Linked DNA regions of Homo sapiens: regions 2, 3, 4 and 5 are each linked to region 1. Evidence: chromatin loops called from intact Hi-C (ENCODE). Cell type or tissue: PC-9. All regions are shown on one strand. Links, peaks and the distances in the headings refer to the core of each region. The heading gives the core; the rest is flanking DNA.

Evidence for each region. A loop is a pair of places that touch in the nucleus more often than their neighbours do. Peaks named below come from ENCODE experiments on the same cell type or tissue, not always from the same donor. Only the 100,000 strongest peaks of a DNase experiment are listed, where the experiment ranks them.
Region 2: a loop joins it to region 1, with 19 times the contacts of the local background. A loop is called at or near these places in 8 of 110 quality-filtered maps.
Region 3: it touches region 1 in a loop (4-fold over the local background); 14 of 110 quality-filtered maps call a loop at or near these places.
Region 4: it touches region 1 in a loop (18-fold over the local background); 20 of 110 quality-filtered maps call a loop at or near these places.
Region 5: it touches region 1 in a loop (15-fold over the local background); 110 of 110 quality-filtered maps call a loop at or near these places.

Annotation. Positions count from the first base shown.
Region 1 is chr10:69,391,167-69,395,166 of GRCh38, forward strand. HK1 (hexokinase 1) reads left to right here. Exons shown (of 18, transcript NM_000188.3): 15 at 959-1,142; 16 at 3,784-3,939. Among named protein-coding and RNA genes, the nearest start is that of TACR2, 24 kb to the right of the region's middle. RefSeq lists an enhancer at 1-234. In PC-9, for the core only: CTCF peaks have their summits at 1,550 (motif pointing left) and 1,753; a DNase peak (open chromatin) is centred at 1,465; H3K27ac peaks cover 969 bases.
Region 2 is chr10:69,091,110-69,095,109 of GRCh38, forward strand. The region is part of intron 1 of SRGN (serglycin); the gene reads left to right. Among named protein-coding and RNA genes, the nearest start is that of SRGN, 5.0 kb to the left of the region's middle. In PC-9, for the core only: CTCF peaks have their summits at 2,389 (motif pointing left) and 2,588; a DNase peak (open chromatin) is centred at 2,352.
Region 3 is chr10:69,330,357-69,335,844 of GRCh38, forward strand. The region is part of intron 1 of HK1 (hexokinase 1); the gene reads left to right. Among named protein-coding and RNA genes, the nearest start is that of HK1, 14 kb to the left of the region's middle. RefSeq lists enhancers at 1-114, 4,601-5,488. In PC-9, for the core only: a CTCF peak has its summit at 3,035; DNase peaks (open chromatin) are centred at 2,135, 3,085 and 3,955; H3K4me3 peaks cover 2,611 bases; H3K27ac peaks cover 4,000 bases.
Region 4 is chr10:69,005,009-69,009,008 of GRCh38, forward strand. It overlaps KIFBP (kinesin family binding protein), which reads left to right. Exons shown (of 7, transcript NM_015634.4): 3 at 38-117; 4 at 724-907; 5 at 3,833-3,917. Among named protein-coding and RNA genes, the nearest start is that of KIFBP, 18 kb to the left of the region's middle. In PC-9, for the core only: a CTCF peak has its summit at 192; a DNase peak (open chromatin) is centred at 3.
Region 5 is chr10:69,233,128-69,239,673 of GRCh38, forward strand. It overlaps HKDC1 (hexokinase domain containing 1), which reads left to right. Exons shown (of 18, transcript NM_025130.4): 4 at 1-6; 5 at 5,915-6,010. Among named protein-coding and RNA genes, the nearest start is that of HKDC1, 16 kb to the left of the region's middle. RefSeq lists an enhancer at 1-245. In PC-9, for the core only: CTCF peaks have their summits at 4,642 and 4,849; a DNase peak (open chromatin) is centred at 4,624; H3K4me3 peaks cover 1,215 bases; H3K27ac peaks cover 1,131 bases.

The DNA of each region.
Region 1 (4,000 bases), core at 1-4,000:
TCACAGAAGAATCCTCTGATCTTCAAAGGTCTGATACAAAAATGATGAAAAACCATTGCTTTTGAAAGCCCCCCTTGAAATGCTGAAGACACTGTCCTGCCCTGAACTGTGGGCTTCATCCCAAGGTATGTAGGAAAGCTTATTGAGCAGGCATAGTCCACGACCAACCATCCTTGTCGAGAAAAGATAAGTGGGGCTGGGCGTGGTGCCCACGCCTGTAATCCCAGCACTTTGTGAGGCTGAGGCGAGAGGGTAGCTCGAGCCCAGGAATTTGAGATGAACCTAGGCAACATGGCAAAACCCTATCTCTACTAAAAATTTTAAAAAATTAGCCAGGCATGATGGTGGTGCCTGTAGTCCAGCCACTTGGAAGGCTGAGGTGGGAAAATCACTTGAGCCCTGGAGGCGGAGGTTGCAGTGAGCCAAGATTGCGCCGCTGCACTCCAGCCTGGGTGACAGAGCCAGACCCTGTCTTGAAGAAAAGAAAAAGAAAATAAGTGAATATCTATGGTATGATAGAAGATAATCCCCTAATATTTTATACACATATATATAGGCATGTATATATTGTATATTCATGTGTGCATGATGTTGTGTGTGTACGTATATATTTCTTCTTCTGGTCTGAATGTTGCCTAAACCTCTACCATTGATGCTCCATCTCTTTGCTATAAAGCCATCTTCTATTAAAATAAACATAACCCTGCCTGGACGGGTGAACACATTGGCTCTTGGTTGAAAGTCAGCTAAGCAGGTGCCCTCTGGGTGATGTGGCTCAGACTCTCCATTTACATTTCAAATTTTTCCATTTCAAAATTGGGAAAGAAAAACTATTACTTTGTTCATCACAAAAAACGTGCCCCCTGCCTGTGGAACCTCAGGCCCCAGACCCCAGGCCCAGTTGCAAGACCCCCAAATGCAAGGCCACCGCTCCTCATTGCCCCCTCGTGTGTTCCAGGGACCGGCAGCAATGCCTGCTACATGGAGGAGATGAAGAACGTGGAGATGGTGGAGGGGGACCAGGGGCAGATGTGCATCAACATGGAGTGGGGGGCCTTTGGGGACAACGGGTGTCTGGATGATATCAGGACACACTACGACAGACTGGTGGACGAATATTCCCTAAATGCTGGGAAACAAAGGTAACCCCGCCTGGTGGAGAGGACACTCACAGTCAGGGTGGGGGCAGCACTTGGCTGCATTCTGCCACTTGCAGTGGAAGAAGTTTCTAGGAGGAGAGGTCTGAACAGAGGTTTCAAGACTGGACCCCCTGGCTCACTCCTGACCTTTGTCTTTTGGACAGCAGAGAACCAGGGAGGACAGACCCCCAACATGGTACAAGATGGCCCAGGGTTGATGCCTGTCTAGGGGCTGCCTGTGACTGTTTTTTAGCCTGGAGGATTCTGGCCTTCCGGTCCCCTTGCTGTGTTCCTTTCCCATCAGAATAACAAGGGGGTGGGGTGAGGGTGGCTGGGCGGCAGGTTGGTGTGAAGCAGAGGCCCTGTCGCAATCGTCCTTTCCTCCGTGAGCCTCCTGCACCACCTAGTGGCCTTGTGGAGCTTTGCAGCTCAGGTCTCAGGTACCATGTCTGAAATGGCAGTGTCTGCCCTTTGTCTCAAGCCCCCAGGAATCAGGCCATCCTCTGCCACGGCCAGGATGAGTTGGTCCAAGTTGTCTCCCTAGGAGCAGAAAGAAGGGCTGGAGCAGCACCCAGCATGAGTCACTCCCTAGCCCCCTCAAGGTTTTTGCCTTTTCTAAATACCACCCATGCTGTTATTTACTTAGTGCTTTTCTTCGAATCAGCTTACAGTTTTTTGTTTTTCTTTTTGTTTGAGGTGGAGTTTTGCTCTTGTTGCCCAGGCTGGAGTGCAATGGCGTGATCTCGGCTCACCACAACCTCCACCTCCCGGGTTCAAGCAGTTCTCCTGCCTCAGCCTCCCCAGTAGCTGGGATTACAGGCATACACAACCATGCCCAGCTAATTTTGTATTTTTAGTAGAGACGGGGTTTCTCCATGTTGGTCAGGCTGGTCTTGAACTCCCGACCTCAGGTGATCCGCCTGTCTAGGTCTCCTAAAGTGCTGGGATTACAGGTGTGAGCCACCGCAACCAGCCCTTATAGTCTTTTTCTTTTCTTTTCTTTTCTTTTTTTTTTGAGACAGAGTCTCACCCTGTTGTCCAGGCTAGAGTGCAGTGGTGCGAGCTCAGCTCACTGCCACCTCCTGGGTTCAAGTGATTCTCCTGCCTCAGCCTCCCAGGTAGCTGGGATTACAGGTGCACGGCACCACGCCCAGCTAGTTTTTGTATTTTTGGTAGAGACCAGGTTTCACCATGTTGGTCAGACTGGTCTCGAACTCCTGACCTCAGGTGATTGGCCCGCCTCAGCCTCCCAAAGTGCTGGGATTATAGGCGTGAGCCACCGTGCCCAGTGGCCTTTAAGGTCTTTACTGACATTTAATGAAGGAGGAAAAAGAGGAAGAACCAATAGTACCATAAAGAGATGGTAACTAAAAAATGAGTATAGTGAAGAACCGTGCTATTCAAGTCTAGCTGATGCTGTCGCCTACCAAATGACCTGAACTAAGACCCCCTTTGGGCTGAGTGCAGTCTATCATCAAAGTAATCCCAGCACTTTGGGAGGCCAAGGTGGGAGGATTGCTTGAGCTCAGGAGGTTGAGACCACCCTGGGCAACATAGGGTTGAGACCCTGTCTCTACTAAAAATTAATAACAATAATAACAACAATAATAGTAAGACCCCCTTGGTTAAAAAGCGGGGGGATCAGCAAGTGTTGGAAGGGGTTAAGGACATGTCAGCACCAAACTGGGGTGGTCTTTGTGGTGGAATGAGAAGGACTGGGTGGGACTTCGTAGTGGTGGCCCACCCCTCTGTGATTCCATTCTGTTTCATGTTCTTCCATGGACCACATGAAATAGGAGGAATCCTGGAGTTCCAAATTCCAGGGGACTCTTCTCAGCTTTGGGACACTGGGCTTGGGCATGTGCCATGGAAATGAATCAATCCTTTGTTATTTCTTGAGATCCTTGAGCATGGAGAGGGCAGGAAATTTGAAGTCCCAAGAACAGGTTGACCTCCAGTGTGTTGTGGTCACTGAATTCTCCCTCCTGTGTGGCCTCATCACTCTGCTGTGGGCTTGACCAGTACTCTGGGTATTTGCAAAACCTTTAGAAAAATCTAGAAACTTTCCTTTTTTTTGTCTTCTTGTTCCTTTAAGACTTAGCCCAGTCATTTGCTTATTCTGCAGATAGTTTTTGGGCACTTTCCTGAGGGCCCAGTGCTATGCTATGCTGTGCTGTGCCCTGGGGACTCAGAGCTGAAAAAGACACACATGCCCTGTCCTCTTGGGGCTGTCACTACAGCAGTGGTGGTGGGAGGCAGTGAGCTCAGGTGTGTTGTGAAGGAGGAGAATGGTGAGGTGTGTGGGAACCTGAAACAGGCAGGTAGAACCCAGGATCAGGAGGAGGACAGGCTCTCGGGGAAGTGACCTTGGGGCTGAGAGCTATCAGGCAGCTGAGGAGGGAGACCAGTCTAGCAGGTAGACATGAATGCTGGTGGTTTTGTTTCTGATGTGAGAGAGTGGAGGACTCCCTGGTCCTTCCTGGTCCTCCCACTCTGCCTCTGCGGCAGAGCACAGGGCTGGGCACATGGCTGTTGATGATGCGCTTGAGGGGCAGTAGGAGACGCGGAGTGACCGTGAGACCGAGGGGTGACAGTTCTCCTGGCCACTTCCCATAGACACCCCAGGCCCCTCCTCCTGTCTCAGGTATGAGAAGATGATCAGTGGTATGTACCTGGGTGAAATCGTCCGCAACATCTTAATCGACTTCACCAAGAAGGGATTCCTCTTCCGAGGGCAGATCTCTGAGACGCTGAAGACCCGGGGCATCTTTGAGACCAAGTTTCTCTCTCAGATCGAGAGGTGAGTGGGCAGTGTCTTCCCTGCCAGCGCCCACCCTTCAGAGGTCGCCTGGCTGGTGGAT
Region 2 (4,000 bases), core at 1-4,000, 300 kb before region 1:
TAGCACCAATTATAGAGGAGAAAACTGGATCTGACATTTCTCATCTCATTTGCTCTATACATTAACCTCTTGCAAAAAATTTGTGAGTCTTGCCCAAGACCCATTACAACTAATTAACGGCTGAACTGGTCGTCTGATTTCAAGGCCAGAATTAACTTTCTACTGCAGCTCATGGATCAGAGGTTTTCTTTATTTAAACAAACAAACAAAAAATCCTTTGACCGTAGCCCTTGCTATAACGTTTCCCACTGAGTTGAGGGAGAAATTGAAAGTAAACTTAGGAGCTTTTTATAGCTTGTCAAACCATGCAAGAGTGGGGGAAGCTTATCCATCTTGTGGAATTGATAGACCAGGAGGAAGTAACTCCGGCTTAGATAATGCTACCATTTTGAATAAATCAAATGGTCTTCTTTTCCCCTTCATGGTAGTTGCTGCTTAAGTTTCTCTAACATGCCTGCAGTAAGTTTCCATTAAGAATAGGAAATTAGGCTCGGTACAGTGGCTCACGTCTGTAGTCTTAGCACTTTGGGAGACCGAGGAGTGTGGATCACTTGAGGTCAGGAGTTCAAGACCAGCCTGGCCAACATGGTGAAACCCCCATCTCTACTAAAAATACAAAAATTAGCCAGGCATAGTGGCATGCACCTGTAATCCCAGCTACTCGAGAGGCTGAGGCAGGAGAATCACTTGAACCAGGGAGATGGAGGTTGCAGTGAGCCAAGATCATGCCACTGCACTCCAGCCTGGGCGATAGACTGAGACTCTGTCTCAAAAAAAAAAAAAAAAAAAAAAAAAAAAAGAAAAAGAAAAGAAAAGAAAAAAAAAAGAAATTAGTATATTGTGATTATGTTGAGGGAAAAGTTAGTACCATAATATAAAAAGGTATGGACTATTGGAGAAAGTTGTTTGCTTTGGTAACATTTACTCATAGAAAGTATTTTGGTAAAGCAGGACTCAGGGTGGTGGGGGAGGTGGGCAGTGAGGGATAGGATTCAAATAAAAACCATTCTTTCCCTTGGAATCCACTACACAATTAACCAACAAATCCCATAAGTGGACCTTTTAGGAAGATAACATTTCTATCCATGAGCATAGCCACTATAATCACAAGACATTTATCTCAAGCAAGATAGAGTCAAGATACTCTCACAACCTCAGGGGCTGGAACTGTAAATTTTCACATCCTGCCAACACCCTTGAATAGCTATGTCAAGAATTTAGTGTCTGTAACTTGTTCTTTATTTTAAAGTACATTTAACATCATCGGCCCCAAATTAGATAGGCTTTTGGAGTGGGATCCCTTCTACTTTTGATTTCTTTATAAAATTTTAAAATAGCTTTGTTGAGATAGTGTTCACATACCATACAGTTCACCCATTAAAAGTGTTCAATTCAGTGATTAGGCCAGGTGTGGTGGCTCATGCCTGTAATCCCAGCATTTTGGGAGGCCAAGGCAAGTGGATCACTTGAGGTCAAGAGTTTGAGACTAGCCTGGCCAACATGGTGAGAACTTGTCTCTACTAAAAATACAAAAATTAACTGGGCATGGTGGTGTGCACCTGTAATTCCAGCTACTTGGGAGGCTGAGGCAGGAGAATCACTTGAACCTGGGAGGTGGAGGTTGCAGTGAGCTGAGATTGCACCACTGCACTCCAGCCTGGATGACGGAGCAAGACTCTGTCTCCAAAAAAAAAAAAAAAAAAGTGTTCAATGTTTTTTAGTATATTCACAGAGTCATGCAACCATCACTATAATTGCTTCTAGAACATTTTCATCATCCCCCAAAAGAAAGCCTTCGTTACGAATTTTAATTAGCTGAGATTCTGAACTCTGGGGGAATTTTGTATTCTAGAAATATTTTTTACTAATATGCTACAGTTGTATTTGTCATGCTGGTGAAAAGATGTGGTCTTTCACCTGGATGCTTTCTCATTAAGCATTATTTTTCTGTTTAGCTTCCTGTGTGAGCAAACATTTTCTCAGCTTGATACTCAGTGCATCAGCGGCTTGCAGAAGAGACTGCCTAGGCCTGCTCTGTCCAGTACGGTAGCCACAAGTCACTTGTGGCTACTGAACACTTGAAATGTGGCAAGGCCAAATTGGGACAGGCTGTGAATGCAAAATATACAAGATTTGGAACCCTTAGTATGAAGAAAAGAATGCAAAATATCCCAGTAATAACTTTTACATTGATGATATGTTAAAGGACAATATTTGAATATGTTAGGTTAAATAAAATTAATTTCACCTGTTTCTTTTTACTTTTAAAAATATGGCCGCTGGAACATTTAAAACTCCCTATGTGGTTTGCTTTGTGTTTCTATTGGACAAAGTTGGTCTAGACAGTACAAGGTGTGAAGACACCGCCCTCTGCTGGAGAAGATGCTGGATTTTTATTTCACCTACAGGAAGAGACGTCTAAGTAGCAATTAGATGCTAAACTAATGCTGCCTCAGGAAAGAATCAAAAGAGAAAGAGTGAAACCAGGCCGGGCGCGGTGGCTCACGCCTATAATCTCAGCACTTTGGGAGGCCAAGGCGAGGGGATCACGAGGTCAGGAGATCGAGACCTTCCTGGCTAACCCCGTCTCTATTAAAACTACAAAAAATTAGCCGGGCATGGTGGCACGTGCCTGTAATTCCAGCTAGTCGGGAGGCTGAGGCAGGAGAATAGCTTAAACCCAGGTGGCGGAGGGTGCAGTGAGCTGAGATGTGCCACAGCACTCCAGCCTGGGCAACAGAGCCAGACTCTATCTCAAAATAAGGAAAAATAAAAAAGAAAAGAAAGAAAGTCCATAAATTGAGACTCCTAGAGATACTAAATGGTAGAATGGGAATTTGAATTTAAATTTATAAGATGTTCACTCTCGGAGATCATAGGTCATTGTTGTCCTCCTCCTTTTCATGACAGGAACTAGCAATGAAGAGCTCTGACTATGTGCTAGGTACTACTCTGAGAACCTAACATTTGTATCTCCTTATTAACTCTATTACTGCCCCATCCTACAGATGAGAAAATTGAGGCACAGGAAGTTTAAGTTGGCCAAGATCACACAGCCAGTAAGGGGCAGACATTGAAAGGTCATTTTGCCTGCCTTATCCCCAGCCTCCAGGCAGTGGCAGAGTTAGCTCATTTTGGACAAACAGCTCTCCCAGACCAGACATTGTAAGCTATACTCAGGAATCATAGGAAAGATTATGATAGAATAATATATAGTTACAAAGAAAAGAAAGAAAATCCAATGGGAGAATATTTACTGTTTTCTATATTAAAGTGTTTAATGTTTATGTTTTTAGAGGAATATTGTTTATTATAGCAATTTAGAAAACAAAATGAGAAAAAAAATCACCAAAGATTCTACCTCCAGTTATTTTTGTGTATTTCCTTCCATTTTTCCCCCCATGTCTGTTTATATAATTGAAACTATTATTCATGCAAAGAGGTATTCTGATTTTCTCAGTTATTTTTATTTATTTTTAATTTTGTAAATAAACTTTTTTCTTCTGAGACAGTCTCGCTGTGTCACCCAGGCTGAAGTGCAGCCGTGCAATCTTGGCTCACTGTGACCTCCCAGTCTCAAGCAATCTTCCTGCCTCAGCCTCCTAAGTAGCTGGGACTGCAGATGTGTGCTACCACATCCAGCTAATTTTTAAAATCTTTTTTCTCTTTTTTGGTAGAAATGGGAGTCTCTCTATGTTGCCCAGCCTGTATTGAACTCCTGGGCTCAAGTGATCCTCCCACCTCAGTCTCCCAAAGTGCTGGGATTTCAGGCATGAGCTACCACACCCAACCTAATTTTTATTTTTATTTTATTAAAAAAAAAAGTTTTTGCCTACCCGCCTCTCACCCTCTCACTCATTTTTAAGTATAGGTTTTTCTACAATGCCACATTGTCTTTTCCATAAAAAGTACTTTCGGCCGGGTGTGGTGGCTCACACCTGTAATCCCAGCACTTTGGGAGACTGAGGCGGGTGGATCACCTGAGGTCAGGAGTTCGAGA
Region 3 (5,488 bases), core at 596-4,595, 60 kb before region 1:
TTGGATGTAGGAATTTCTTCCTGCATCTTACATATGGGGCAGGTGAGTCCCAGGAAGTGGAATTCATGTGATCTCGGTGGCCAGAAAGCAGAAGAGCTAGGATGGGTACACAGACCTCCCTAACGCCAGTGGGCAATTCTTGCAGTACCTGCAGAACCAGAACGGTGGTCCAGGGCTCCAGACTCCAAAGCCATTGATGGGGTTCAGGACATACTATCCCCAAATAGTAATATGGCATTTGAGAAAACAGCAGAAGCAGGAAGGTCTCTCACCTTTCCCCTCCCTTCTTCCCTGATGCAGACTCTCATTCAAGAAGGTGTCTACCTTATACCCAGAAGAAAGGGACATCCTTATCTCTGGAGATACAGGGACACAGAGAAGAACAAACAGGGCCTGCCAAGTTCTCTTCAGTTTATCACTATTAGATCATATCCCCTTTCTCCAGTCACACTTCTTCACGATCATCCACTTCTTCATCAAACCTGACATAGGGAAATATGCAGACTTACCTGTTTCTTTTCTTTTTTTCTTTTTTTTTTTTTGAGACAGTTCTCGCTGTGTCGCCCAGGCTGGAGTGCAGTGGTGCAGTCTCGGCTCACTGCAGCCTCCACCTTCCTGGTTCAAGCAATTCTCCCACCTCGGTCTCCTGAGTAGCTGGGATTACAGGCATGCGCCACCATACCTGGCTAATTTTTGTATTTTTGGTAGAGATGGGGTTTCACCATGTTGACTAGACTGGTCTCGAACTCCTGGCCTCAAGTGATCTGCCCGCCTCGGCCTCCCAAAGTGCTGGGATCACAGGCATGAGCCGCCACGCCGGGCCAGAGTTACCTGTTTCTTTGGACCTTCATTTCCTTATGAAGGCTTCTGCGTCACCTAAAAACTTAGATTAATTTGTATACATTGTTCTTGTTACTCTGTCTTTTGTTATAGGGGCCTCAGCCATAAACCTAAGATGGGAAGGAAGGATATTTCTTTTCAGCTACTGCGTGTTCTACATTTCAGCGGCCTTCTTCATAGAAACTGTCACCCAAGGCTCTGATAATGGAGATATGTCAGAAATGCTGGGGCTGTGTGTCCAGAATAGTAGGCGCCAGCCATAGGTGGCTGTTGAGCTCTTAAAATGTAGCAAGTCTGATTTGAGATGTGCTGTGGCATATAAACTCCACACAGGTTTTCAAAAATTTCATGTGACACAAAGAATATGAAATAGCCCGTTAATAGTTTTCTAATATTGGCTGGGCATGGTGGCTCACACCTGTAATCCTGGCACTTTAGAAGGCTGAGGCCAGAGGATCACTTGAGCCCAGGAGCTTGAGATCAGCCAGGGCAATATAGCGAGACCTCATCTCTGCAAATAATTAAAAACGTCAGCTGGGCATGGTGGCACACATCTATGGTCCCAGCCACTTGGGAGTCTGAGGTGAGAGGATTGCTTGAGCCCAGGAGGTCAAGGCTGCAGTGAGCCATGATTGGAGTGCACTGCACTCCAGCCTAGGTGATGGAGCCAAGACCTTGTCTCAAAAAAAAAAAAATTTTTTTTCTGATATTGATTAGACATAGAAACAACATTTTGGATATACTGGGTTAAATAAAATACATTATTTCATTTGGGAGTCTGAGGCAGAAGGATTGCTTTGATTGTTTGAGGCTGCAATGAGCCTTGATTGCACCACTGCACTCCATTCTGGGTGACAGAGTGAGATTATCTAAAAAACAAAATTAATTTCATCTGTTCTTTTTAAATGTGGCTAGTAGGAAACTTAAAATTGCATATGTGGCTCATATTATCTTCCTGTTGGACAGTGCTCTGCTAGATGGTAAATTCCATGGCTCAGGAGTTTGCACTCTGCATTTAAAGCAGTGGGTTTCTGGGCATCCTTGGGCCTCAGTTTCCTCATGTGTAAGCCACAGTTTCCTCATCTGGAATCCATTATCTCGAAAGGACCCATCCAGCTTGAGCAGTATTGTGAGGTGACCATCAAGTTCCCTAGGCCTCATTTTCTTTCTTTCTTTCTTTCTTTCTTTTTTTCTTTTTTTGAGACAGACTCTTGCTCTGTCATCCAGGCTGGAGTGCACTGGCGCAATCTTGACTCACCGCAACCTCTGCCTCCCTGGTTCAAGCGGTTCTCATGCCTCAGCCTCTCTAGTAGCTGGGATTACAGGAGCGCCGCACCACACCCAGCTAACTTTTTTTTATAGTTTTAGTAGAGACGGGTTTTGCCATGTTGGCCAGGCTGGTCTTGAACTGGCCAAGTGATCCACCCACCTCAGCCTCCCAAAGTGCTGGGATTACAGGTGTCAGCCATTGTACCTGGCCTGGCCTCTGTTTCATCTGTCAGATAAGGTAAATGATTCCTGCCTTGTTCTCTGCCCCCACTTTTCAAATGAGAGAATGGACGAGGAAATACTTGGAAAGTGTACACAACTGTACAAATGCCAGGTGTTATCATTGTCACTCACCCAGCTCACACCTGTAGACACCTTGAGTAGCCAAGTGGAGGACGGCAGCTTCCTGGCTAACAGAGTAGGCAGACAACAGAGCCCTGAGCCTGGGCAGGGGTCCTGAGTGCCATTCTGCCTTTGCCTTGGATTGTGTGAGAGCTCCTGGACCATCTGCATGTCTGTGTGCCCTGGCCAAATGGACAGATGAAAATGACACCATGGGCTGCTGAAATGCCATGTTCTGAGGACTCTAAAGTGTCATGGAGCTCCTGTGTATGGTATGTGAGGCCAGAAGGCAGATTTCATGATTGCTGTTTTACTGATGGAAATACACAAGAGATCGAAGTGACTTGCTCAGGGTCATAGAGGGAGGCAGTGCCCATGGCCGAGGCCTGAGGTCTTTCGATTTCTAGCTCAGTCCAGTCCCACCACTGCAGTATCTCCAAGCCACAGCATTGGGATTTGGTTGTCTCACAGTGAAAGTAAACCTGTCTGCACTCAGATCCTTTTCTCCCTGTTGTCGGGAGGTGCTGGGACAGTGGGAATTGTGAGACTGGAGGTCCAGAGGCTGGCTGTTTGCTAAGCCATCCACCAGGAGGCTGAGAAGTAAGCCTGTTGTGCCTGCCCTGCCACATTCCAGGGCTGTTCTGTTCTCCCCGAGGGAATGGGGGCCTGCTTTATTTTTAGCTAGTTCAGTGTGACAGCCTTGTTCTCTTTCTGGGCAAGGACTTGGCCACTTTTACCAGTCAGGAAGCTCCCTTTAGAACCTCCAGGCCCTACTCAGGTTCTCCTAGGAAGAGGGGGCCAAGGGAAGGGGAGCTGAAGTTGGAGTGCCGCTCTGCTTGCTGGGGGCCTGGGGCATTTGGCTTAACTGCACAGCCCTAGGTTCCACCTGCCTCATGTGGGGTTCATAACAGCTACCTTACACATTGTGCAGATTTGGATGGAGGAGCTTAGAGCACCCAGCGTGGGCCCTGTCCACATTCACGTTGCTAGAACGTCAGTTTCTTCATCAAGAATGGGGATCCTGGCTGGGCGCAGTGGCTCACGCCTGTAATCCCAGCACTTTGGGAGGCCGAGGTGGGCAGATCACAAGGTCAAGAGATCAAGACCATCCTGGCCAACATGGTGAAACCGTGTCTCTACTAAAAATACAAAAATTAGCTGGACATGGTGGTGTGCGCCTGTAGTCCCAGCTACTCAGGAGGTTGAGGCAGGAGAATCGCTTGAACCCGGGAGGTGGAGTTTGCAGTGAGCTGAGATTGCGCCACTGTACTCTCCAGCCTGGTGACAAAGCGAGACTCTGTCTCAAAAAAGAAAAAAATGGGGATCCCATTTTCCTCATGATTTGTTGTGCGTAAACAGAGTTCATTGAAACAGAACCAACAGTTTACACATGCTGAGAGACACATATGAACCTGGAAGAAGAGACCGGGCAAGGCTGTGTCCCCAGGATGGGGTTTTTGAGTGCCTGAGGGATGGTTTTGGCTTTGGTGATGATCTCACACAGACCTGTCACTGAGGAGCCCTGCGGTGGAATTGATTATCCCAGACACAGTTCCTCTGGTAGCTTGCAGGTGACTCAGCTTGAATATGGGAGTGGGAATCCCGATTATCTTTAGGCCCCTCTGTCCCTCTGGGCCTCAGCCATGCAGTGGTGAAGTGCTGAGGGGAAGGCAGGGGTTAGAAGTGCCTGGAACTCTGTACCTTAAAGTGAGAGGCCGCTGCCGGGGGAGAAGGGCTGGGCCATTCGGGGAAGTCTCCGGGCCTTATCTGAGCCAGCAAACCCTCTGAGACCTCCCTAGGCTAGTCATTACTGGAGGCCTCCCGCCCAGCACAGGAGCCACCCAACCTGGCCCAGGAGCCACCACGTGGTGCCTCCTAGGGCTCCTGGGCACACAAAGGGCCCAGAGGGCATGGCTCCTGTACCCCTGGCACTCACGGTCTAGCTGGCGGTGTGGACCATGCATGTGTCCCTGCAACGCCCAGGAAAGACACACACCACGAAGTGTCTCCCAGGCAGATCGACTCCTACATAGTGAACACCTAAGGCCGAGGGGATGCTGAGGAGAGGAGTGGACGGTGTGGGGTGGGGCGGATCATGGCATGTGCTCCTGAGAAGGTGAGTTGGGAGGTGAGCTTTGGGAGGAAGAAGGAGCTGGGGACGGAGAGGCCCAGGAGGCAGACTGGACGGGGCTTGCGAGGAAGGACCTTTGAGGTGATGAGCCACCATCAGGGTGCTGGGGGTTAGTGGTTGCTTTAGGGACCCCACTAGATCAGGGCTGCCTCCCCTCGTGGCCATTTCCCTCCCTGCTCAGAGACCGGCTGCCGAGAGCAGGACAGAAACTAGGTTCCCGGCTGCCACCCACACTACTGAGGTGGGGCTGGGCAGCCGCAGAAGCCATGTGCAGTCAGGAAGAGGAGTCCGGGGCTGCTGGGCGGGCACAGACCACGGTGCGGGCCCAGGCTCTCAGCTTGCTATGGCTGTTGAACTTCCTTCCCAGACTGTGTGAAAGGGGAAGGAGCAGATCGGACAGCTTGTTGTGGCTCTGATCCCAGCTGGAGGGGAGAAGAGGCCTCCTGGAGGTCACACTGGAGTGGCGTGCTTTTGGCAAGGCCAGGCAGCCATGCTGTTCTTGGGTGGCTGGAGCTGTGGCGGTGATAGCCCCTGTAGTACCGCATCTCCCTCTCCAGGAAGCCCCTGGCCCTGGCTCTCCCTGGACTGAGAGGATAGAGCACAGGACCAGGAATCAGGGAGCTTGCTGTCCACCCCAGTCTCTGCAAGTATGTCGCCCTGGCCAGTTGAGGAACCTCCTGGCCACTCATTCTTGCCCAGGGTGTTGGAAGTGATGGTACCTGCTCTGCTTCTGCAGACAGGATGCTGTAAGGACCAACAGGTAAACGCGCTGTGCCAATTAGAGAGGCCTTTATAGGTCAAAGTCATAGGAACGCACCCACTTGACAGATGGGAAGACTGAGGTGCCCACAGGATGGCAGAGCCAGAAGTCAAATGCAGGTGTCTACATGGCCCCGACTGTGCCCT
Region 4 (4,000 bases), core at 1-4,000, 390 kb before region 1:
TAAAACTTTAAAGAGCTTTTGTTTTTCTTAATTGTAGGTTGGGAGTCCTCCTCTTGATCCTACTGAGCGTTTTCTTCCTGAAGAAGAGAAACTTACTGAACAAGAGAGATCAAAAAGGTGAGTAGGTATAGAAATCAGCCCTTGCAAATATTTCCACATATCATAGATTAGTGATTGTTCAAAAAGTCACTTATAAAGGTTATAGAATGTGGATTCTGACAGGAGTAAAACCTCCATTTACCACTTACTTGTTATTTGACCTTGTTCAAACCTGAGACTCAGTTTCCTTATCTGTCAAATAGATACAATAAACAAATCCAACTCAAAGGGTTGGTGGGATAATCAAAATAAATATATATGAAATTTACTTATAAAACGTAAACCATGGTCCGGACACGGTGGCTTACACCTGTAATCCCAGCACTTTGGGAGGCTGAGGCGGGTGGATCACAAGGTCAGGAGTTCAAGACTGGCCTGACTATTATGGTGAAACCCCGTCTCTACCAAAAATACAAAAATTAGCCAGGCATGGTGGCAGGCGCCTGTAATCCCAGCTACTCGGGAGGCTGAGGCAGGAGAATTGCTTGAACCCAGGAGGCGGAGGCAGTGAGCCAAGATCGTGCCACTGTACTCCAGCCTGGGCAACAGAGCGAGACTCTGTCTCAGGAAAAAAAAAAAACAAGTAAACCATTACACAAATATTGGTTTATTTTTTCTTTACAGATTTGAAAAGGTTTATACTCATAACCTATATTACCTAGCTCAAGTCTACCAGCATCTGGAAATGTTTGAGAAGGCTGCTCACTATTGCCATAGTACACTAAAACGCCAGCTTGAGCACAATGCCTACCATCCTATAGAGTGGGCTATCAATGCTGCTACCTTGTCACAGTTTTACATCAATAAGGTAAGCTTCTTGAAGTAGTTATCTAACAGAGTACCAATAGTGAGTATAAAAATAGAACCAGTAGTACCTTGAAAATACTATCTTTTAAAAACAGGTAGCTTGTATTTTATGATGTACAACTGAAGCCGAAAATGCAGCCCAGTTTGCCCGTGTACTAAAATTTTGTAGCTTTTTGTTGTATGAATTATTTTGAGTTTTAAAATACCGAGTTTTATCATTGTTTTACATGTTACCTAAGACCAATTCTTTTTTTAACATAGGCACGCTATCTCAACTCATTTTAGTGAGATATTACCTTAAATTGCAGATTTTACCTTGTAGATATAGCTTTATCTTTACGTAATGGTAATCTCATAACTCTGAGAATTTGACTGAGGAAGTTGACTGTTAAATGTGGGCTTTGATAAAAGCATGTGATGCATTTCAGTTATTTTTCAGAATTAACTCTGTAATAATTTTTTAATGTTGGAAATATGTCTGCTGAGTTCCAAAGTTCTAGGTCTTTATACCATACTTCTTTTGGATTGTTACACAGGGACAATGTTTTTGAGCTTCTTAGTTGTTTATCAGAATTTCTCATAAAAATTTAAAAAAGCATTGCTCACATCATGTTGGTGTACTCTTAATTGACCCATTTATTCCTTTAATCCTTGAGAGTTTTTAATGCTAAAATAATTTTACACCACCTTTTCTAACCAGATTTTCCTATTAATCCTTAATAAGACATCTCAGCAATATAAATTACTTTTATTTATATTTCGAATTCGCAAGCCTCTCTGAAATTTTGGTAGTTCTCTGCTTATCAGAGTTCCTTCTTTCATCTCTCTGGTAACCCGCTGCCTTATCCTTGGGCCTTTATCCTTTTTGAGCATTTCGTTAGCGTTGGTTCTGTAAATGCGCCCGATGATTAAAGTATTGTCCCACAGAATTTCATTCAGAAAAGCTATTAGCAGGAGAGAAAGGGCTGTGGTGACTGCAGCATCGCTTCTAGGACTTTGGTCTAAGATCAAGTGTGTAAGTAACGCTACTGCATATATCAGAGCATTCAGTTAACTAATTCTCATGAATCCATTTCATTGTCCTCATCCAAAGTGTTATCCAGTGCCTCCGCTTGTGACATCTTTTTTACAGCTGTTGGAGGCCCCTTATTCATTCTGTTTAGCAACTTTAAAATTACATATTCACTGTGACTTTAATTTATACTTAAAACTCCATGGAAATTGGCAGTACTAAGATATCTAGATATTAAAGTGTGATTAAAATTTAAAGTTGTTAAGCATTACTTATGTGGAGCATGCAGTAATTTTCATGAGACCTCCCACACCCTGCACTTTTATTTTTTTACCAAAATCTTTTTTAAGTTTTTGTTAAAACCAACTAAGTCGTATTGCAAAAAGAGGGATTTGAACCATGTTTTTAAAAATGCAATTGTCATTTATATCATTGTCATCTTCATCTGATTCCAGTGATGAGGTTTTGCTACTTGGTGAATCCCTACCTGGCAGCTGCTAAAGTCCCACATTTACCAGCCACCTAGAGGGCATAAGACACTCACTGTTCTAGCAGTGGTTGCTCACAGGGAGCCAATCTGGACAAAGCTGAAATGACGATAAATGTTAAGGGATTGGATTATAGAGAGATAATTAAAGTTTCATTATATAAACTCTAACTTTCTTTTGGCTTTTAAGATTTAACACATTTTTATCTATAGATGTTGCTGGGCTAATACTACACGTGTCCAGCTATTCTCAAGATGGCTTCTGAATTTGCCATAATGGAAAGATACATTTAATGCTGCAATTTTAAAGTTATAGCCAACCATTTAAAGCCTTTCAGGTATTACTAATATTAAGTAGACATTCTATTTAATGAGGGTGGCTTCCAACTAAAAGTTGGACTTTAACTTTGAACTTCTGCTGGGTGGTCCTTTGACTTACATGACAAATACAAAATGTTTCTATTAACAAGGAGATCTTCTCTAATTGTTTGAGAAGTTTGCCATGCCCGGAATTGAATTATGAAGTCTTCAAGAGTGTTGGTAAAGCAGTTCCATAAGGTTCATCTGTAGAAGTCTGTTGACTTTAAAACTTGGTGGGAAGCCTTATTGTATGTAAAGTTTAAAGATTTTAGAACACAGGAATATCTTCTTACCTGAGTTTATCCTATTTGCCTTTGTATAGTAGGATGTAAAGGGGCTCTCTAAACCTAATAAAAATTAAATCCTCAGGCTGGGCAAGGTGGCTTACATCTATAACCCCAGCACCCTGGGAGGCCAAGGTGGGAGCATTGCTTCAGGCCAGGAGTTGGAGACCTGTTTAGGCAACATAGAGAAACCCCAGAATTAGTCAGGCTTGGAGGCTAAAGGTGGGAGGATCCCTTAAGACCAGGAGGTTGAGGCTGCAGTGAACTATGATTGTGCCACTGCACTCCAGCCTTGGGCCAGAGTGAGACCCCTGTCTCGTAAAAAAAAAAAAAAATATATATATATATATATATATATATATTCAGTCTTCTGACACAATGTAAATAGTCTAAGAATTTATTGTGCATGGGATTTTGGCTACTTAGACTGAACCTAAAGGAGTTTTTGAGACAGTTTAAGTCTAGGATGACAGCCATTCCTGTATATCTATTGATTGTATAAGGAGAGCTAACTTTCAGTTGGCAGTTGTCTTTCAATCCGAGTGGATTATTATTAAGAGTTTGGGGGCATTAATATTTTAACCTTTGAGGTTACATTTTAACCAGATAATATGATAATATATCTTTTGTACCTTCTGAATGATCTGCAACTCTACAGGGCCTCCTTTGTAGTATTTTTATCTGATTTTATACCTTTTCCCATATTAAAAGAAATTATGCAAGTATCAGTTGCAAATAAAGCTGTGTGATAGTTGCATTCACTGTTGTTTATTTCCCCAATAGCTATGCTTTATGGAGGCCAGGCACTGTTTATCAGCTGCTAATGTCATTTTTGGTCAAACTGGAAAGATCTCAGCCACAGAAGACAGTAAGTTTACCTTTGCATGTTTTACATAGCTTTTAAAAAAAGTTTTATTTTGAAATTATTTTAAACTTTTGAAAAGTTGCAAG
Region 5 (6,546 bases), core at 2,298-6,297, 160 kb before region 1:
GAAGAGGTAAGGCGCGGAGGGAAGCAGCAGTGCAGGAATTGGGGCTTGGGGAATGTGGGCACGGGTGGGAGTCAGGCTGCACGCAGGAGAGAACAGCAGGAGCTTTCTTGTTTGTCTTTTTCTTTTCTTTTTGTTCATGATGAGGTGGCAGCGTGAGGCAGAGAACTTGTTAACGCAATGGCCTTGATTTTATGATTAACGTGGGCACAGCTCGGGGGAGTAGAATGCTTTTCACTAGCTCTCAAACCTTGGTGTGAGGAATTCCTTGGAGGGCTTGTTTTAAGCACAGATTGCTGGGCCTACTGGAATCAGTGGTTCTGCAAGGAGGCCCTAAATTCGCCTCCCTGACAGGTTCCTGGCAGATGTGATGCTGCCTGAGGCCTGCACTTAGGACCACTGACATAGCCAACTAGAAGAAACATGGGAAGGCTGGGGAGTCTCTCCCTGTAGTGAGCCCTCAGGAGGAGGATTAGAATGGGGGCACTGGAGGACCAGGCGCGGTGGCTCACGCCTATAATCCCAGCACTTTGGGAGGCCGAGGCGGGCGGATCATGAGGTCAGGAGATCGAGACCATCCTGGCTAACATGGTGAAACCCCGTCTCTACTAAAAATGCAAAAAATTAGCTGGGTGTGGTGCCGGGCGCCTGTAGTCCCAGCCACTTGGGAGGCTGAGGCAGGAGAATGGCGTGAACCCGGGAGGCGGAGCTTGCAGTGAGCCGAGATTGTGCCACTGCACTCCAGCCTGGGTGACAGAGCAAGACTCCGTCTCAAAAAAAAAAAAAGGAATGGGGGCACTGGAGGAGTGAGAATGTCCTGGAGCAGACACAGAGCCTGGGATACACAGTCTGAACTGTGTCACCAGCTAGGCCGGGGTTCCTGGTAACTCATCTCTGTGTGTCTCAGTTTTCAATCTGTAAGCAGGAGGAAGCTAACCCAATCTTATGTGAATAAAGACAGCAAATAAGGGGACGTTCTGGGGCCAGGTTGGGGGAGTTACTGTCAAGAGTCTAGTCTCCCCGGGCCACTCCTGTCTGGGTTGGGGACCCTGATCAATCTCCTCCTCCTGGCCCTCCTGGTTATGATGCCCAGTTGACAGTCACATGGACCTCCTTGGGATGTGCTTGATATTGTTGGCTTGAGTCACTTATTGGTGTGGAATAGTGAAAGGGAATGAGCTTTCATGTTCCACACACATGGCTTTGAATCATGGTTCAGGACAAATTGTGTCCCCTTGGACCAGTTCCTTAATTTCATGAGCCTCTTGTTTTCTCTTTGAGAAAATTTTATTTATTTTTATTTTTTTCTTTGTAGAGATGAGGTCTCACTATATTGCCCAAGCTGGTCTCAAACTCCTGGGTTTAAGTAATCTGCCTGCCTCTGCCTCCCAAAGCGTTGGGATTACAGGCATGGGCCATTGTGTCCCACCTTGTTTTCTCATTTGTAAAGCAGGGATAATAACATCTGCTTGTTGGGCTGAGGTGAAGCTTAGGCAAAGCATTTGTAAAGCATCCAACACTGTGGTTGGGCCTTACACAGTAGCTGCTAGGCTGTGGTGACTGTCCCTGGATTACTTGTCTCTTTGTGCTTTTGTATCTTATCCCTAAATTCAACAGAGGTTTTTGGAGGGCAAGCAGTGCCCGCCAAGGGCACAGACCTTCCCCGCCAAGGTCTCTGACAATGTGTTGTATTTAATAGGTGCTTGATAACTATCTCACAGTTGAAAGGTGTCAATCATTTATTTGATTCCATCGTGGGAATTTGCCATCATCTATACAGGGGACAGGCTGAGTTTTACTTTTTCATTCTTTTATAAAGAAAGGACTGAGAAAAATAATATAAAGAAGGTTCCAGGGGCCTGGCGTGGTGGCTTTTGCCTATAATCCCAGCACCCTGGGAGGCTGAGGCGGGAGGATTGCTTGAGCCAGGGAGTCCAGGCTGCAGTGGGCTGTGATCACACCACTGCACTCCAGCAGCGCAGGCCACAAAGCGAGACTCCATCTCTAAAACAAGCAGCCAGATGCGGTGGTTCATGCCTGTAATCCCAGCACTTTGGGAGGCCGAGGGGGGCAGATCACCTGACATCAGGAGTTCAAGACCAGCCTGGCCAACATGGTGAAACCCCATCTCTATTAAAAATACAAAAATTAGCTGGGCCTGGTGGCGGGCGCCTGTAATCCCAGCTACTCGGGAGGCTGAGGCAGGAGAATCACTTGAACCCACAAGGTGGAGGTTGTGGTGAGCTGAGATCACGCCACTGCATTCCAGCCTGGGTGACAGCGCGAGACTCTGTCAGAAACAAACAAACAAACAAAAAACAACAACAAGCAAACAAAAAACAAACAAAAAAGTTTCCAGGGAATGTTTGGGTGAGACCAAGTGGAGCTGGCTGGCAGAGAAAGGTCCTAGGAGTGAGTAGATGTGTATGTCAGGGGGTTGGGAATCAGGGCCCTGGCTGGATCCTGTAGTGCAGGTGGTGGAGTGAGAGTGTGCCAGCTGCTCTTATTAGAGAGCTCTGGAACAGAGACTCCAGGAAGAAGGAAGAAAATTCTCAAGCTCTGTGAGAATTCATTCAACTTTAAGAATTAAATGCACATGCTTTCTTGATAGCTTGGCAGCGGAGGGTGTGAACGGATGGTTTATCCATCCAGGATTTTGTCATTTATCTATGTTGAATACCCACCAACATCTTTCTCAATAATAATGATAAAAGCACGTGCCTCCGGTTTTGACACTGTACCTCGCGCTGTGCCAAATGCTTTATGCGCATTATCTTGTTAAATCCCCCAAACAATTCTAAGAGGTAGATATGATTATCTTCATTCTATATTTGAGAAACACTGCAGCTCAGCGAGGTTAAGAGACTTGCACAAAGCCACACAACCAAGAGTAGCCCACCCCAAGTTCATAAGCTCCCCAACTACAGTGCCTTTCCAGAAAGACACCACTTTAGAACTTCATTTAAAATGGCAGCAGGTGCCTGAAAGCATTTTGATTTTTTTTTTTTTTTTTGAGCTCTGTCGCCCAGGCTGGAGTGCAGTGGTGTGATCTCGGCTCACCACAATCTCCGTCTCCCAGGTTCAGGCAATTCTCCTGTCTCAGCCTCCCGAATGGTGGTATTACAGGTGCCTGCCACCACACCCAACTAATTTTTGTATTTTCAGTAGAGACGGAGTTTCACCATGTTGGCCAGGCTGGTCTTGAATGCCCAACTTCAGGAGATCCTCCCGCCTCAGCCTCCCAAAGTGCTGGGATTGCAGGCGTGGTGAGCCACTGTGCCCGGCCCATTTTGACCCACTTAGTGTCATATTACAATAAAGATTTTTCAGGTAAAATTTAAACTAAGGAAGGGCATTTAATTATATCAAGGAGAGGCCGGGCACAGTGGCTCATGCCTGTAATCCCAGCACTTTGGGAGGCCGAGGAGGGTGGATCACCTGAGGTCGGGAGTTCGAGACCAGCCTGACCAACATGGAGAAACCCCGTCTCTACTAAAAGCACAAAATTAGTCGGGCGTGGTGGCACATGCCTGTAATCCCAGCTACTCGGGAGGCTGAGGCAGGAGAATTGCTTGAACCTGGGAGGCGGAGGTTGCAGTGAGCTGAGATGGCGCCACTGCACTCCAGCCTGGGCAACAAGAGTGAAACTTCGTTTCAAAAAAAAAAAAAAATTGTATCAAGGAAGGGAAAAATGCTTTTTTTCTCATCGCAGTCTAGTCAAATATACTTATATTTTATAAAATTTCCTCGCAAACTGCCTTTCAATAAAATCTAAAGTTAAGTAGTAAAGTTCCAACCACAAGAAAACTCATTCCTGATAATATTTGAATGTGGCCTCATCTGGCAAAGCTATTTAAGCAGGGCTCTGCTGCAGGAGTGGGTTCGGTAACACTAGAATAAGGGCTCCTGGGGAAGATGGGCTCTGTTCAGCTCCATGACTGCAGAGGGATGGAAAGGGGAAGGCTGTGTGAGGAGGTGTGATTAGGGGGCTTCTTTGAGAAACTGAAAATGATTAAAGAAGGTAGGAGCGTGAGAATTCTTATTATGTTTAACCCATAGCCAACATCATGAGCATAAGAATTAAAGGAAGTCACTTGGTTTTTTATTCTTGTTTTTGAGGGAACAGAAAGTCTTAACCAAAGAGAAATTTCTTTGTGTGTGTGTGTGTGTGTGTGTGTGTGTGTGTGTGTGTGTTTTCTGATAATAAAATAAATGGTAATACTTTTTTCAAGGTTTAAAAAAAGAGAGAGAGAAGGAATGGAAAAGTTTAAAGAAGAAAATAGAAATCACCACTCATCTCAATATTCAAATATTCCCACCACTAGAATTGTGGGTTTTTCTTTTACTCATACCTATATTAAATACAAGTGTTATCCTGTATCTACAGTTTAGCAAATCTATGGTTGATTCTAGTCACCAAATATTTGAGACAAAAAGAAAATGTACAGTTGTATGTAATTGCCTTTTTAATTTAACATTCTATCGCAAGCATTTATCCCTCACTTCCCCCATCCACCTTCCCTGCAACAGGGATTTTTGAAGAAAGCCAGCCTGTGCATCTCTCCCCGCTCTGTCCCTGGAGACAGGGATGTTGTCATAGCCTATGAGAGCAGAAGTTAGGGAGAGCTGCCACACGGCGGCGCTGTGGTGCAGGAAAAAAGCCCGAGGGCTGGTCCAGAGTCAGAGACCTGCATTCGGCTTGGGCTCTATCCTTCACTCGCGGTGAAATTCAGAGCAATTTCCTCCCTCTCTCAATCCCAGCGTTTTTAAATCCATAAATTGAGGGAAATGGAGGAGGTGCGGTCAGGAAGTTTGTGAGCCTGGGTCAGCTGCTCTTGACTGAGACGACTTGGGCGATTCTCTTTTAACTTCCAAGTTCTCTTCCAGTCTGAAACATTCTATGATTATTTGCGATTTCAGACACGAAACTCAGGAAACACCATTTGTAAGCAATGATTGGTAATGCAAATTGAGAACCATTTTTCTTTCTTTCTCTTTATTAAGAGACGAGGTCTCGCTATGTTGCCCAGGCAGGCCTGGAACTCCTGGCCTCAAGTGATCCACCTGCCTCAGGCTCCCAAGTAGCTGGGACTACAGGTACGGGCCACTCTGCCTGGTTGGGAATCATTTTTCTAAGTTGAAATGAAGTTCCTGAGACAATCCTGCAAGGTTACACCATGTTAGTTCTGTTTTGTGGACCTGGCAAACCATGCATTCTGCATGTATAATACACCAGGTATTTTCTTTTTTTTTTTTTTTTTTTGAGACGGAGTCTCGCTCTGTCGCCCAGGCCGGACTGCGGACTGCAGTGGCGCAATCTCGGCTCACTGCAAGCTCCGCTTCCCGGGTTCACGCCATTCTCCTGCCTCAGCCTCCCGAGTAGCTGGGACTACAGGCGCCCGCCACCGCGCCCGGCTAATTTTTTGTATTTTTAGTAGAGACGGGGTTTCACCTTGTTAGCCAGGATGGTCTCGATCTCCTGACCTCATGATCCACCCGCCTCGGCCTCCCAAAGTGCTGGGATTACAGGCGTGAGCCACCGCGCCCGGCCTACACCAGGTATTTTCATTAGAGCATTCCTTTGAGAGAGGTAGGGAGGTGACATTTCCACTTTGCAGAGGAGTAGACTGAGGCTCAGAGAGGTTAAACGACTTGTCTAATGTCTCATGAATCCAAGAGCTCTAACTTTTCAATAATTACTCCTTCTGCTACCATATATTTCAAACCACTCAGATGAGAGTAATAGTCCTTTAAATTATTAGAAAAGGCTGCAGAAGCAATGTTTTAAAAAAATTGGGGTGATTCAGCTTAGAGAAGAGAAGGCCATGGGGGATGCACGTAGGCATGAAGTTTCTGCGGCTCAGTTGCACATCTCAGCACGTCTTTCATTCAAACTGGACCTGAAATCTTCTCCCAGGGTGTCCTACTTTCGTGGACAAAAAAGTTTAAGGCACGAGGAGTTCAGGACACGGATGTGGTGAGCCGTCTGACCAAAGCCATGAGAAGACACAAGGTGAGGAATTCACCTCGGTGTGGGAGGCTCTCCCAGCCCTAGCTCCTTTCTCTTGGGTTGGTGGGGCTGGGGGTGAGGTGAGGGGGTCACATATGGTGCCTGCATGGAGGGAGAATCAGAGAAGGAATTGATCTTAGAAAAGGTCCCACTGTAGTACAGATGTGGCCAACTTGGATGAACCCACAGAGCCTTGGTAGGCGGGGCTTGCACCAATCCCTATTGAAAGGTGGCCAGCTCATCCCTGGGCCTCCCCAGCAGCCACAGCCCTCTCCGGAGGTCTTGGTTAGATCTGATGCTGTGTGTAGGCCCCACACGCCCTCCTCTCTGAGGCTGAAAAGATCATATACTTTCCGGGCTGGTTCCATATTCTTTCTGGGCTGGTTCTCTATTTCACTGTCCACTCCCTGTCCATTAAATATCCCTATTTGTTGAACGTATTTTACAATAATTTAAACTACTGCGAAAGCAAGACTCGCTCCTTGCTGAGCTGGAAAGTACACAAACCCAAATTGCTTGTTGCCCTGACAGCAAGAGGC